Linked DNA regions of Homo sapiens: region 1 is linked to region 2. A link is a loop called in an ENCODE intact Hi-C map of the cell type or tissue named here. Cell type or tissue: dorsolateral prefrontal cortex. All regions are shown on one strand. Links, peaks and the distances in the headings refer to the core of each region. The heading gives the core; the rest is flanking DNA.

Region 1 (8,474 bases), core at 455-8,454, 61 kb before region 2:
GGGCTTTGGAACCACATTTTGAAAATCACTACTGCTACTAAGGAATCTACTTCCCTAAGGTTATAACACACAAAAAACACATCTTTCAGGACAGTATTTTGAAACAATGGGAAAGTGTACAGAAACTATAATACAATCTACACCCCAATAAAGAAAAAAAAGTCCAGTTAAATGGGGCATAACACTAGAAATTAAGGAGAGAGGCAGATTAAAGCTCAAATACATATCCCCATAAAGAATATGACAGAAACAAATCCACTGAGAAGGAAGTGCTTACGCAATAAATAAGTTTGCAACTCTACATCTGCTCAAATGAGGGCCCTAGTTAGAAAGAGGAAATGAAACAGCTTGAACACATTAAAATGAATATTTCTATAATGCTGATGTGGAATTTTAAGTTACAAATTTATGATAAATAGAAAATTATAACACTGATGATAGTTCATTCTTATGAAAAATTTCTAATGTTAGTCTTTTATGCCAGACAAATCTTAAAATTTCTAATATACTGCATTTATATCATAAAAGTGCGATATATGCTCTATGTCATAAAATTACTGTATCATAAACATACTTAAAATCACAAAATATAGTCTATTTAGAAATTTTAAGATCCTGCATGCTTAAAAGATGACTGGAATAAGAATTTTTTTCATAAGAACTCTTCAGTTTCAAAATTTTGTTTTTTAGAAGCAGGGTCTCACTCTGACACCCAGACTGGAGTGCAGTGGCACAATCACAGCTCACTGCAGCCTTGAACTCCTGGGCTCAAGTGATCCAACCCCCTCAGCCTCCCTAGTAGCCAGGACTAACTAACTACAGGCATGTGTCTCTGCGCTCAGCTAATTAAAACAATTTTTTAAAAAAATAGAAACAGGGTCTCATTATGTTGCCTAGGCTGGGCTTGAACTTCTGGCTTCAAGTGGTCCTCCTGTCTTGGCCTCCCAAAGAACTGGGATTACAGGCATGAAGTTTTAGAATTTTCTATTTATCATAAATTTGGACTTAAGATATTTGTTAGCTCGGTTTCCATTTTCTTAGAGATCTCATTCTAAAGGAATACTGTGAGCCCACAGCATAAAAAGCATGGAAACATCCTTTTATCATTTATATTTTGGAAGTGGAGATGATGGTACAATAATTACATTAGATAAGGTAATACTTCTCTGCCTTGGTTGAATGTAAAATTTTGTGGCAAGAGGGCATTTTAGTGGATGGGAAACAACAAAGAATACAGGTAAAAATATCGAATTCCAATTTTTTTTTTTTTTTTTTTTTGACACGGAGTTTCGCTCTGTCGCCCAGGCTGGAGCGCAGTGGCGCGATCTCGACTCACTGCAAGCTCCGCCTCCCGGGTTCACGCCATTCTCCTGCCTCAGCCTCCCGAGTAGCTGGGACTACAGGCGCACGCCACCATGCCCGGCTAATTTTTGTATTTTTAGTAGAGACGGGGTTTCACCGTGTCAGCCAGGATGGTCTCGATCTCCTGACCTCGTGATCCGCCCGTCTCGGCCTCCCAAAGTGCTGGGATTACAGGCGTGAGCCACCGCGCCCGGCCTCGAATTCCATTTTTAAAGAAATTCCAACTTTCCTTATCTCCTTTATCTGCAAGACTGTCAGTTTTCTTTATGGCAAAGTCATATACACTGCCTAATCTGCATGATAAAAAAATCTTTTAAAACTCTTGTTTTGATTGTCTTGTCCCTTTAGCTTTCTTCTCTTTGAAAGGATGGTAGAAGACACTATAAATGGGAAGTTAAAGAAAAAATGAATCCTATTAATAACAAAAAAGAAAATTAGTTTATACAGCCTTTCCTGTCATGGTATTATGACTTATCCTTGAACATTTTATATATTTTCAAAGTACTTTGCAATTATTAATCAGCTCAGTATTCCATTAATTAGATGAATAAGAGAACTTTATGCACACAAAATGTTAGGATATATATTCAGCATGTCTATTTTAGTAACTCTTTAATACTCCTTAGAAAAATATTTATCTTAATTTTTTTCTTAGGATTCCTCAGAACAAAAAATAAGTAGTGTTTTCACCTATTTATCACAACTACAGCTATCCCTGGTTTCCATCTCAATTAACTGTTTCTATTAACCTAATTTGTTATCAAGTTTCTGGGTAGTGGATACATCAAATTTCCCTCAAACATACGGTAAAGATGTCTTAATTGTATAAATAATCACCCGACTCTCTTATATCTAGAAGTATGGTTATACTTTTGTCTTTCTGGGATATTACCTAGTATTGAACCATTTCCAAACTGCTCACTAGTGATTATGTTTTATTAGTACTTGGGGTATTATTTTGATAGCTCACGACTTTCAAAGGCACTGAGAAGTATTTGCTTGCTCTTTTAATAGTAAACTGTTGAAAAGTTTTACTTATTGAAATGGGAATGATGTTCTTATTAATAAACTGCTCTTAAATGTGTTCTTTAACTAGAATTAGTTGTTTGGAAGAATTTAGACTTTACTGACAAAAATATGAATAAAAACGTAGTTATTTTAAATTAGTATCCATGTTTGCGGCAAAAGTAAGAGCTATCGGAAAGGGTAAAAAAATTTTAAAAACTCCTCCTTCTCAACCCCGACACTGGATGATACTGCTGGAGTAATTACTATTAAAACCTTCCTGCCTTCCAAAAGTTTTCCATGCATCTATACAGACATAATTTTTTAAAAACAAACGTGATTATGCTATAGATAATATTTTGCAAACTGATTTCCACTAAAGAGAGCTAAGATGTATTTATATGGCTCTTCCATGATTGACTTAATAATTTCTTTATACATGGATAATTAAGGTGCTTCTAGTTTTCTGCTACTGTAAATAGTAATATAATGAAACTTCATTTGCTATACAAATGCACATTTTCCTCATTAATAGATATGCTGAATAAATTTCCACAAGTGAAATTAAGGGTCAAAAAGTACAGCTTAAATTTTAATATTGACAATTGCCCTCTGAAATGATTGAACCAACTTACTCTACCAATTGAGTAAATAAGTGCTATAGTTTATTATTAAACCCTAATTCTTTGTTAATCTGAATAGGTGAAAAATGTGTCATTTTAATTTGCATTTAATCATTAGTAAAATTTAGCAACTGTTTAAGACTTATTAGCTACTTGTATTTTAAATTTGTGACTTGCTCATGCAATTGTTTGGTCCATTAAAATACGTATTTTTCAAATTGCCTTCAGGGGACCAGGAAAAGAGGTTGTTACCAGACAGTAAACCTCAGTTTGACTTGTTATTCCTTTTCAAAGCTATGAAATGATTATGACTTTCATCTGGCCTTTCATACTTTTGTGACTGTTGGAACATTAATAATTCAGTTTGGAAGTTTTAAATGGTTAATTGCCAATTCTAACATCAGTTGATTAAATCATATACTTGACATCCATTCACAGGCAGAGAAACAGGCCAAGCATCACGGTCCCTTTAACTCCAAGTTGTGACAACTACAAAATGAATACTATCGGAATTGCCAGATCAAATTTGAGATAAGAAAAGCTTGTATTCACACTAGCCACTTAGGTATGGGCTACCAATTCAGACAACTTGCTCTCTGAAAACCTTCACATTTCCACAAAAAATAATCCAAAAGAACTTACTTCGAACCTGTTTTTTTATTTCCTTAGCAGGGTCCAACCAATTCTGAAAAGGAAATGACATTTTGAATTTGAATCAGAGGAGAATAAAAATGACTTAATGTTGATTAGGTACAGACTCTCCCTAAATGCAGTGCGGAGTTAGTGGTCGTGGGAAGGCTTCCCTTACTGTGGTCCTTCCCCCACATCTGGTGCCCCTCTGCCAAGCCCTCCAAGGGCCCAGGCACTGGTCTAATGAGAAAATGCACATGTATGCAGTTTGGGCCTGACAAAAGTCTTTTTCTTTTATAACCATTGCCTTCAGGGATTCAAGCTAGCACAGAAAAAGAGGGGAAAAGACAGAAGAGTCTATGTTCAGACAAGTTACTAGGATAAATTAAAAATATATGTAACTGGATACACTGATATCCTAGCCATTCAGTTCCACATTAGAGACTTCTGCAATAAAAGATCCTTAGGCATCTACCTAGGAAGCTTCCCTAACAAATCAATAGTTGCCTGTGATTTCCGATTTTCCTCATTGGTAAAATCAGATGTTTAATAATGAAGTGAGGCATTGTCTGGAGAATTCAGGAGGTATTAAGGATGATTTATGGCACAACACCAAAATGAGTAACAACTATGAGCAAAATTTCTGACTCAGCTTCCAGTGTCAATGCAATGGAAACGATTTCCTTTTCTGTATTTCTCAGGTAGTTGCGTGGATTAAGGAGATACAGCCCTGAACACAGTCTACAGAGGTATTGCATTAAACATAAAACATCTACTAAACATATTAGACAAGTGTCAGGTCAGCACACAATCCCCCTCATATTCTGATTCAGAAACATTATGAAAGCATAAAAAGATAAATGAAAAATAGGACAGCAGCAATGGTGAACTGCCCTGACAGTTTATGGGTTACAATCATAATATCGTCATAGAATTTTGGGATATGAGCATGATTTTTACATAAATATCAATTGATTTTCATTGGTTCAAATAATCTACTGAAACACATTACTCCCCCCAACCCCACCCCGGCAAAAGGAACCACATAAAATGCTTTCCAGGAACCACAAATAATTCAAGCATGAAAAACAAGGCTTCATTTACTGTTACCAGAATATTCAAGATTAAAGGAAGCTGTCAGTGATTTCCTTCATCAAGGAATAGATGATTAACAGCATTTACAGACTCAAAGTAGAAAGTGTGGGAGAATGAAGGGAGGTGGAGAAAGTGATCCACCCATTCAGTTTCAGTTCACTTTCTGGCAGTAATGAGCAGTTCAAGCCATCTTATTTTGCATTGCTTTTGATCACTCACCTTCTGGTTTTCAGCATCTCGATACGTAAGCCCAAAGTAGTCTTTCTCTAGCAAGTTCAAGTGTTCACACACTTTATCAAACAGCACTTGTCCTCTGGAGCGTTTCTACAGAAAACAGAATAGCAAAGCAAGTCAATACAACACAAAGAAAGTTCTCCCAAATATCAGAGATAAAACCAGGTAATATTTAAAACATTGCTTGGTGTAACTTTAGGGAGTGACCAACAGTGTGATCACATTGCCATCTCCTGTTTAAGTGCAAAAATGGCTAAAAAATGGCAGGGGAGGGCGAAGGCTTCAACCTACAAAAGCCCACCCCACAAATAAACAAAAGCAAAGTATCAACAGCGCTACTTAGTATGTACAGGTGACCAGTGGGTGATTTCTAAATGGAAGCAACTGGGGAAAATAATGTGATGCTTGGAAGCCTAAATATGTGAAACATAAAAATTCTGACAGTGAAAGAGTACATAACAAACCAACAAAAGCCATAATGCAGAGTGCCCTAACTCAATTATCTAGATCAGGAGTCCTCAGCCCCTGGGCCATGGACGGTTACTGGTCCATGGTCTGTTAGGAAGAGGGCTGCACAGCAAGAGGTGGGTGGCAGGCGAGCAAGCATTGCCAACCTGAGCTCCGCCTCCTGTCAGATCAGTGGCAGAATTTCATTCTCATAGGAGTTCGAACCCTATTGTGAACTGTGCGTGCAAAGGATCTAGGTTGCGCGCTCCTTATGAGAATCTAATGCCTGATGATGTGAGGTGGATCAGTTTCATCCCAAAACCATCCTCCACCCCAGTCCATAGAAAAAAAATGGTCTTCCATGAAACTGGTCCCTGGTGCCAAAAAGGTTGGGGACCGCAGCTCTATGAGATAAACTTCTGAGCCTGAGAAGAATTAACCCTGCTCCTTGTCTTAGGCAGACTCTCACTTAAAACCTATCCCAAATCCTTAGTTAGAAATTCTAAGGACCACTTTCTAAAATCCATTAAACAAATTTCATTATTTTTGTTTTGTTTTTCTTTTGTCACAAATTTCAGTTTATACAGAGTTTTTCTCTTAACTTTTTTAGAGCAAATCCTTATTAAACATAACAAAATATTCAGTTTAAAGAATACTTGAGTTATCATATATAAATACAAAATAGGGATATATGAGTTATATTTCTGACCATCAAGCCAGCATCTGGAGAAAAAGATGGTCATTTGGAAAAAAAATTCATCAGCTTAATTTATTGTGACGTATCATTTTTTCACCTAATCCTTCAAAGGCCTTTAAACATAGTCATGAAGTCTGTGACGAATTAACTGACAACAAATAAACTAAATGAGTTTTTTGTTTGTGCGCTACTAACATTTTACATCTAATACATTAAGCATATTTGTCTTTAAGAGTTAATGTAATACCAATGAGAAATATGAAAATTGATCAACTATGTCTATGCCAAAATAATAAGCATTCAAAAGACCTGTGAGTCGTGTGTTGTGTTATAGTGCAGCTGTAATTATGCTGAAAGCAATTACGCAGTCCCCTCAAGCATGACTATTTAGGAGAAAAGGCAAATTTATGGTAGAAAAGTAAGGCCTAAATCATAGCTAGCTAAATAATCGATGATGTATTTGGAAAAAACAGTTCCATAAAGTATTATGAAAATAAATTACTCGTTAGCAAAACTACATAATAACATTGCTCATCGGCTATGAATAAATATTTCGACAATGAAGCGCCTGCTTGCTGGTTTAAATCATTTGTTTATAAATAACAGCATATTATTTCTGAATAATATTTATAAATAACAGCATATTATTTCTGAATAAGCCTTCACAAATTATGAAGTTTTCACAAAAATTGGTTCTTCTGATGCTTCTATTGGTATGATCTCTAGTTCACAGGTAAGAACAGAGGTTCAAAGCAGTTGGATGAGAGAGGCAGACTTATGTGATGACCTGGGAAGTAGCTTTAGAATCAAGTAAACCTGTGCTTGAATCTTCAGGATGTCCCTTGCAGCTATGTAAAATGGGTATGACACTACTTACTTCTTTGGAATGGATGACATTAAAATCAAATAATGTATTCAAATGTGGCCTAGTGGTGGCATATATTAAGCATTCCATAGATGTCAGCTATTATTATAGCCTGGTGGCTGACAAACAGTAGAATAACTAATGTAGAGCAGATTATTATGCGTGTTTTCTATAGGAGCACATATCCAACTCCTGGTGGTGCCAATAAGCAGCTTTATAATTAACATGTCCCACTCTTTAGATATTAGATGCCTGCTTACTACCTAATTGCTTTAGCTAGACTACTTTTTTTTTTTTTTTTTTTTTTTTACCTACATACACACAACGTAGAAAAATACATATCAGTGTCTGGCCAAATACTTTCTCTATGTGTAAACAAAAACCAAAACAAATGCAAATACAAAAACTTTTCTCTACAAGGCTTCACTGGACCCTATGCCTCCTACATTTTCTGACGCAAGAGACCACAGCCATTTCTCAACGGAGGAATCGTTTCTGAATATGCTGCAGGCGCCCTGGTTACAGTTCCAATTCGCCACTTTCTGGCTGCTGTGTTCTTTCCTTTGCCTAACAAGAGGCATGGGTTAGCTCAAACACAGACTGTTAATGCTACCTGGCTCTCACTTTTCTGGTTCCTCGCAATTTGATTTCTATTAATGAGTCCCATCCTTCTCTTAAATAGACCAGATCTTTTCTTACTGAATATTTTAAACATATTTTAAACACTGGTTTTAAAGACAATAACATACTAGTCCACACTGAAGATTTTTTTTTTCTAATCCTTAGAGCTAAGACCAGTTGTCTGGTATCAGCTGTAGATGGTTATATCATGGGATGGAAGCAATGAAATTCTTACCTGCTAAATATCAGCATGGCCACCAGCCAGCTGGATGACTATGGAAAAGGCTTTTAAGTTATTCGGGCCTCCATTTTCTCATCCTTGAGTGGGGATGTAAGATTCTACTGAGCAAGATGTTTATGGGCTTGAGGCTCTAACTGGGCTTCCCTTTGCAAACCACTAATGGATTGAGGCACTCTCTCCCATTGCACCCAGATCGGGCATCAGCATCCTTCTACACGTCATGATGAGAAAGATGCTGCCAACGGATGGAGGTGGGACATGACATGAAACTTATTTTCCAGCCCTGGACTGGATCCCTTCTCTCCCAACTCTAAAAATGTCTTGATTCTTCTAACCCAGATGATTTTTTTTTCTAGCATATTATTCAACTTTTCAAGTCAACTAATTCTACTTATTGATATCTGCATGTGCCTGCAGGTAATCATGTTTACCATATATGACTAAATCTCAACAATCAATCAGACTGGAAATTTTGGAGAAATGATGTTTATTATGGTTCCAAAAGACATGTTGTTCTTTAAGTGATCAAATCATTGGGTGTGGTTACATGCTATACTATGAGTCAAGAACTGAGTATATTTTTTAAAAAAATGGATAGAGGTATTCTAAACTAATGAATAATTACCTAATCAGAAAAGACTGATATTTTGGTCT
Region 2 (8,474 bases), core at 50-8,049:
CTAAAGCCCCTTGGCTGTTTTATGGTATACTGCACTAAACAGAAACGAACACCAATTAATAGCTTTCAACTCTCCCTCATATAGAATATGCTAAACTTGATCAGTTACCCACTCCTTTCGATCTCAACATTTTCTAGGCCATTTCTGTAGCCCAAAGCCAAATTAATGGAATTTGGTTTTCCCCACAGTTCTATATCATTGACTTTGTTGCCCCACAATTAATTAACTAAGTGTTCACAATAGAATTTATCACAATTCTTACAGAGGGAGGAAATGGAGGACTCTTCTGGCATTCTTGGAGAGTCTGACAGACTGTTGGCATTTTTTTTCATCCTTCAATACAAATGTGAGGCCAAGTGTTTAATTATTCTGTTTTTACTGTAATGCATCCACTTTTATCTCTTCACCAGCAATGGATGGAGACTATAAAGAATGTTCTTTCAAAGGTCTCCCTGGCACACAAATGAGTCGCCTGAAAGCAGTGCCTCATCAAGTTCTCTGAAGGTGCTGATGAGAGGATTCCTTACTCCAGGGCTGTTCACTGTGGGCCTGTAGCACTGAAAGGGCTCCCCATTTATGCCTCAAATACTCTGTTATGAAAGCGTTAAGAGACAGCTGGCTCAGTCGCCATCTTCCCTCCTGCCTCCTGCCTCCTGCCTCCTGCCTCCTGCCTCTGAGGTGGCTCAGCAGATAAAAGGACGGCCCTGTGGTTGGGGCTGCCTTCTGATATTCTGACTACGGGAGTTGAATGTCCCACACAATGGACAAAAGTGACAGAACAGCTACAGGTGTGATGTTCCATTTTAAATTCTTTGTCTCCATTGGGCAACAAAGCCAATAAATAGCTCTTTCAATTTTTGAATCCACATATTTCCAGTTCAAAGGAGACTAACTCAGAAATAAATTTGGAAAAAAAAAAAACCTGAAAGGCTGAAATGCAGTTCATCTTTTAAAATTTTTTATAGGTTCTTTGTGTCTAGGTATTTTTCTAAGGTTTAATCACAGCAAACCCTGCTTCACTTTGTATATTGATAATTTTTTTAACTACTGTAGTTTTCACAATGAAATTAGTTTTAAATCCTTTAGCTCGTCTATTTAAAATGAACACAAAGTAAATCTGTCTAAGTGGAAGCTTTATATGTGGTTAAGTAAAGAAGCCACACTGATGCCTTATTTTAAACTCTTCTGTTCAGAGGGTTCCTCAAACATGCATGGAACCAGGTCCAGAAGAGGAGAAGCTGAAAAGGAGGGGTGCCGCTCGAAGCGAAACAGAGACTGGGAAGAGTGGACAACATTGGTCCCAACACATTTTCCCAGGGAGCTCTGTCTGTCCTGGAAAGTGTCACAAGTTTGGGGCTAGATGAGAGCTTCCTGGGCCCCCACTTGAGTTTCTGACCTAAAATAGGAAAAAATGAGGATACAGAGGAAGACAGATCAAACTATTCCCTGAGAAAGGGAGGTAGTTCTTTTGGAGGGAAGAGGTGAGCCACCATCAGACGCCAGACAGCTGGAGAGGGTAACACTAGCTACTAACCCTGGCGAGGCTGCAGATCAAGCCCACGGTTTTCCACATCCAGACCCACCATGAAAAGAGAGACTTAAGTGATAAGTCAAAATGTCAAAGAGTGATCACCTCTGGATGGTTGACTCACTTTTTTAGATTTTCTACAAAAGTACTATTTTTATGATTAGGAGAAATCAAACCAAGAAAGTATTTCTTCTTAGAGATGAATAGTAGTCAAATTATATTTATCACTTTTTTTAAAATACTCTTTTGGCTAGGTGGCCATTCTACTGTCTTAACTTAGTTTTTTATAGAAAAAGTTAATTATAATATAATTTAATACATCTGAAATACACCTAACTATTCATCCTACATTAACGTAACTGGATGCCACTATTTAGCAAATGGAGCAAATCAGTGAAGAATTAAGGTCTGCAGAGGATGAAACTCAGACCACTTGGAGCAGGAGCATCCGGAGTGCCCGAAAAAAACATGTTAAGTGCAGGTGTACAGAATCTCCACAGCACACATGCCTGGGTTCCACGTCCACCAATTCAAACAGTGTCTCTGATGGAAGGCTCCAGGCACAGGTCATTTTTAAAAGCTACTGTAGGATTCTAAAATGCAGCCTGGAATGAGAGTGGTGAGATCGCATTATCTGCACTTTTAATAAGCACACAGGTGATTCTTCCACAAACTAAAGTTTGCCAACCACTGGCCCCTCTCCACCTCAAAGCTACTGAATAGCTGCATTTGAAGACAGAAATGACAAGTAGAAAACAAAAGACCATTCCCTAGTCAAGGCTATCAATTCGTGCATATTTTGATTACTATGACAAAGTTGGTACAGCAATTTTAATGCTTTCTGTGTTTCATAGATGGATATGCCATTTTGTTTTTCTGGTTTATTTGGAAGGTATATGCTGACTACACTCTTGAATTTTAAGATCTTAAGGTTAATAAGATGCACTACTCATTTCAAGCTATATTTCACAATGGAGATATTTTTCCATCTCAGTCATGCTCAATCTCTCTTGAGAAGAATATTAGGTAATCATATGTGGTAAGGATATTCTCCACCTATATTAGTAATGATTATTGCTGAAAACATCTTATTTCCTCTTCTTTCCAAAGAAGTGCCTCCCTTTAATTGGAATAGGCTTGCCATTGAGGAGAATAGGAGAGAAAAAGAGAGAAGCCTGCACAGGAAAGGGGGAACAATAGAACTTTGCTAATGATAATTCCCAGCTACCTTCAGTTTCAGCCTTAGTGACAACTCCAATCTGGACACCTATCCAGACCTTACCCAGGACTTTCAGTTCAACTCCACAAAACCTTGCTGAACACTCACCCTGAGTTGGGGTCTTGGTCATCTAACAGATTTTTTTTTTAATTTTTTCCCCAGGTAATTTCTAGAACCTGAGAAATTTTATTTTAGATCAAATCTCTTATATACTCAATCCTGAATGTCAAGAAAATCTGTCCAATTATCTTCTCATAATATCTTCACTGTATTCTTTTCTTTTCACCCAGACAGCCCTGTTGAGCTTTTCAGAGTCACACAGGAGTGGGACCGGCAGTGAGTCCAAAGGGATTTCAAGGGCCATTCACCAAATTCAGTCTATGATATACTTTAGCACAACTAGGGACTAGGAACCCAGCATTTTTACAGCTTGAGAAACACTGGTTGGAAAAAGAGTATAAAAGAGTAACCAAATAGGGCCACAGATGAGCATCTGCTCTATTGTTTTCTACTGGCATTCCTCTCCAGCTGGGTCCTGGCAGCTGTGGAATCGACAAGCTATTTCTTTCTAAGAAATGAAGTATTTTCAGTTGTCCCCCATCACTGACTTCTCCTTCATACAACAGTAAAGGCAACCACAGGTGTCCTCCGCTACTCCTGATTCCCAAGCCTCATCTTCATCCTCACCACACGAGCTTCAACAGTCATGAATGACCCAATGACCTGCAGTGCTCCAGGTGCTGAGTGAGCTTCTAAGTCTCCAGTGCCCTTGAACGTGCTGTGCTGCTTCTGTGTTTAGAAGCCCCCAGTCCACCCATTTCCCCAAGCACTCCTTAACCCTATACTTCAAAGCTCGCTCCAACACCACCTTCACTCAGCAGTCTTGCCCAAGTTCCCTCTGCCCCATGAAACGGTCTCCTCCATCCAGTGCAGGCATATGTATCCCTATGACCATGCATCTGTCATTCTGCCACCAGACCTAAGAGTCTTAAGGACAAGTGCGGGATTTTCTTTTCTGTTGACTAAAAGTCTACATCAAACCTATGATGTCCAAAAGTGAACACTTGAAGTTTCTCCCCAAACCAGGGCATCCCTGAGTCTTCCAGAACAGTCAATCAATCCATCCTCCCAGAGTCTGACGCCAAAGAAAATACAAACCAACAAAAACATCAAGAAGTAACTTTTCCTCATGCACCACATGGTCCTTCAGCAAATCCTGTGGCTCTACCTTCAGAATATCTCCAGAATGTGATCATCTCATCACCTCCACGCTTTCGCCTCTGTCCCCCTTCACCAGACCTCCACCTAAACCCCTGCCTCCCCACACCTACATCTCCTCCTCTGCCCTCCACACCTTCATCTCCACCCCTACCCTCCACACTTTCACCTCCACCCCTACCCTCCACACCTTCAGCTCTTACCCTCCCCACCATACCTTCACCTCCACCCCTACTCTCCACACCTTCACCTCCACCTCTATGGTCCACACCTTCACCTCCACCCCTACCATCCACACCTTCACCTCCACCCCTACTCTCCACTCCTTCACCTCCACCCCTTCCCTCCACACCTTCACCTCCACCCCTACCATCCACACCTTCACCTCCACCCCTTCCCTCCACACCTTCACCTCCACCCCTTCCCTCCACACCTTCACCTCCACCCCTTCCCTCTACACCTTCACCTCCACCCCTTCCCTCCACACCTTCACCTCCACCCCTACCTTCCACACCTTCACCTCCACCCCTACCCTCCACACCTTCACCTCCATCCCCACCCTCCACACCTTCACCTCTTACCCTCCCTACCATACCTTCATCTCCACCCCTTCTCTGCATACCTTCACTTCCAACACTACTAGCCGTAACTTCACCTCCACCCCTCCCTGCCACACCCTCACCTCTGCCCCAGCCTACCCCGCCACATTACTTCCACCACTAGCCATCACGCCTTCTCCTCGCCTACCACCTCACCATCCAGTAACTGCTTGCCCAGTTACTCCAGTGTACCTCCCAACTGGTCTCCCTACCTCTGCACTCTCTGTACTGTGTTTTTCACACAACAGCCAGGTTGATCCTTTTACAATATAAATAAAAACATGTCACGTCTTGGCTCAAAATCCTCCAATGACTCTGCATTTCCCTTAGAGTAAGCTCCACTGTCTGGATACGCTGGCCTGAAAGAGCGCTACTCCAACGCCCTCATCATCTACTTCTGTTCCCTTCTCAGCGTCCTCCCCACCACTCCTCCCACCCGAGGCCTCTACATTTGCTATTCTTGCCTGGAACATATGTCTTCCTTGGCTTATTCACCCACTGTGTTCAAGTCTTTGCTCAGATTCTCCTTCTCAGCGAGGCCTTCCCTGTCTACCCCTCCTGGCTCTGTCCCCGTTTCCTGCCCCCTTTTCTCCCTAATACCCATCACTAGTCCAATACGCTACCTACTTCAGCTGCTTACTTTGGTTTTTACTGTCTCCTCCCATCAGAGGCTCTAAGCCCCAGGAAGTGGGGGATTTTTAGTTATCATATCCCCTCTGTTGTATCCCAGGCATCTAGAATAGTGCATGGCATGTAGTGGGTGCTCAAAGAGTATCTGCTGAATGTATGAACTCAGCTTTGGGATTCCAGGCCCTTAAATCCTAAGTGTCAGGCACTTAGCAGGTCCTCATTAGATTATGTTTGCTGAATGAGGGCACCCAACTGCTATATCCTTAAAAAGATAGTTTTAAGTTGTGCTTTGTATTATAGGTAATTTCTGGGCAAAATGACACTATGATAAACAAACTTACTGAAATTATTAGAATCATTTTTTATAAGGACAGTCCAACCTAGTGAAAAGTGCATAGTCACTGATGTCAGACAGACATGGGCTAGAATTCTAGCCCTACTACCTATTAAGTGTGCGTGTAAAATGAAACAGGCAAACATGTCTTTATTATTCAGAAAAGCACTTTGGAGAATGACCCATCCATCCTAAATCCTGACCCTAATGTTCCTTATTTTATCTTCCTTATGAATGAGGGTCTGCTATAGGCAGACTTCTGCTTGTCTTAAAACTAAAGAGAACACATTAAAACACACACACAAACACAAACACACACACATACAGAGCAATCAATCGATATTTAAAACACGGATGTTATATCCAGGAAGCATAATATAAACTACCTAGTTTATAATTAGCAGTAAGCAACTTGATATGAGCCTTGTCTTTTTCAAAAAGGATTAACAATAAAAGCCAAAAACACATTAAGATATTCAGACATTAATAAATGCCATTTATTAATCACTGTTGCCAATTGGTATCAGTCACCAATCTCCTACAAAAGTGATGACATCTAACAGATTATGTTCAGAGTTAGCTGTGTCCCCTACCAACTGTGTGAATTTGAGTAAGTTACGTAAACTCTCTAAAAATCAATTTGTTTCAGTTGAAAAATGTAGATAAAATACCTAACCTTAACATTGTTGACTACATAGCATTAATATAGCACAACACACATTGGAGACATTCAATAAATGGGCCATCTTTTTTAAACCAGTAGAGCTATTCCTTTTGATACTATCTCCTGGCTAGAATTTATTCCAGTATTAAAAAAAGAAAATGAACAGCTTGTTAAAATCAAATGATGATTTGGACCAAGTTCCTTAAAACTTATGAAATATTACCTCCTCCTTTAGAGCTTTCTAGGCCTTAAGATCACGAGTGCTAATAAAATCATAATGAATAAACCAAATTAAGGAACAGGTTGAACTCTCTCCTTGCCACTCTGTCAGAAAAATAACAGTAGCATCTATCACTTTTGTGCACTTGTCATTTCCAGTAACGTGCTTACATGAACTCCACTGAAAATCTGAGCTTGGGAGATAATTACTTACCCCAGGACTTTCTCAGGAGGGAGATAAGGGACAAGGAGTTCAGACAAAGGTTATGGGGGACAGTGATGCCCTTGGTTAGCCAGAAAGACAATGAAAATAAATTTTCTGGGCATCAAGGAACTACAAGTATAAAATAATAATTACCAGAGCAACTTCTTATCTGATACTATAAATACTTTGTCTTCTTCATTTAGCTTCTAAACGGCATGATAAAACAATAACAAAAAATCTTCTTTACTTTCCAAGCTGTGTTTTCCCCTGGTGATGGGGACAAAAGGGAATGATTTACTATTAGTATAATTTTTATATTAACACTGTACAACCCAAAAGAAGACATATTTTCCACTGAACTATCTCTGTCTAATGCCAAAACTTTTGCAAAGTATTCCTGTCCTATTTTCCAAACACATTTACTCATTCCTTATCACCATGTATCTGCTTCTTATGTATAAGAATCTAGTAAGAGGCTGGACACGGTGGTTCATGCCTGTAATTCCAGTGCTTTGGGAGGCCGAGGTGGGTGGATCACAAGGTCAGGAGATCGAGACCATCCTGGCCAACATGGTGAAACCCCGTCTCTACTAAAAATACAAAAAATTAGCCGGGCATGGAGGCAGGCATCTGTAATCCCAGCTACTCAGGAGGCTGAGGCAGGAGAATCACTTGAACCTGGGAGGTGGAGGTTGCAGTGAGCCGAGATAGCACCACTGCACTCCAGCCTGGGCAAGAGAGCGAGACTCCATCTCAAAAAAAAAAAAAAAAAAAAAAGAATCTAGTAAGAATACCAGCTATTTGATGTGTCCATTACTTAAGTCTGGTAGCAACACCCAGGCCAGTTAAGCACAGATTATACATAAACATTTTAAAAGGCAGCAAACTCTGCTTAATTGTGAGAACAAAGACAATCTTTAGAGATTTCTAATCAATGCCATCTGCCTGGGAGTGCTGAGCAGTCTCTCATGGAAGTGTTACAAGACCAACGCAGCAGAGGCCAGCTTCAGAGGCCAGTAGGGAAAACACCCTTGAAGGTAATAAAGCCAACAGTTTTCATCATCGGACACTGGCATAATGCTGAGAAATTGTTCATAAACATTCAAACTGGTTTGGTCTTGCCTAAGAAGATGTTTTTAACAGAAAAGAGCTCCTTTCAGGATTTCTGAGAAGAGAAAATAAACCAAAGAACACAAGGTGGCCAGCCCCCATGGCAGAGGAGGGCTCAGGACCTCACCTGGCCCAAACAACACCCTCTCAACCTTGGAGGTGAGTATTCATTTTCTTGAGTTGGAGAATTGCATCTTAAAGGACCACACTAAGGTGTCCATTCCTGGGGAACACCAACTAGCTCATCAGAGGTGTCAGCGGCTGCCTATGGGTAGCAAGGTCCTGAGAGAATAGAGTTAAACGTGGTAGGAAGAATAAAAGGTTTGCAATTTAAATGGGAGTAAAAACATTAATCTTCCTATTTCACGGTTTGGTACTTTAGAATCACACTAATCTAAAAGGAATCGAAGGAGATCAAAAGGTAAGTCAGCTAGCCCCAAACTGCATCTGCTCAAACCAAAGGCACTGGCTTCACACAAAGAAACCGTGAAATCAGAGTCAAATTGTTCTGCTTACCTTTGCCAAATCACCTTAAGTAAATTCCTACCAATAGGGTATATGTTGTTTTTGCTACCATTCTGCTTTGTTTGGGTGTATAATTTTCTTTATAATCATTCACTCATTGAATCTATCATTCAGTAGTATGCATATACTATGTGCTAGGTCCCAAGGATAGGAAAATAGGAGACTTTGTTATCTTGTTTGCAATTTTACTACTTTTGATCTTTACCACTGAACAAGTTACACA

Evidence for each region. A loop is a pair of places that touch in the nucleus more often than their neighbours do. Peaks named below come from ENCODE experiments on the same cell type or tissue, not always from the same donor. Only the 100,000 strongest peaks of a DNase experiment are listed, where the experiment ranks them.
Region 1: it touches region 2 in a loop (4-fold over the local background); 3 of 110 quality-filtered maps call a loop at or near these places.

Annotation. Positions count from the first base shown.
Region 1 is chr18:5,440,206-5,448,679 of GRCh38, forward strand. EPB41L3 (erythrocyte membrane protein band 4.1 like 3) reads right to left here. Exons shown (of 23, transcript NM_012307.5): 4 at 4,935-5,039; 5 at 3,633-3,675. Among named protein-coding and RNA genes, the nearest start is that of EPB41L3, 100 kb to the right of the region's middle. In dorsolateral prefrontal cortex, for the core only: no CTCF peak of the experiment used is centred there; no DNase peak of the experiment used is centred there.
Region 2 is chr18:5,501,396-5,509,869 of GRCh38, forward strand. The region is part of intron 1 of EPB41L3 (erythrocyte membrane protein band 4.1 like 3); the gene reads right to left. Among named protein-coding and RNA genes, the nearest start is that of EPB41L3, 38 kb to the right of the region's middle. In dorsolateral prefrontal cortex, for the core only: no CTCF peak of the experiment used is centred there; a DNase peak (open chromatin) is centred at 4,982; H3K27ac peaks cover 491 bases.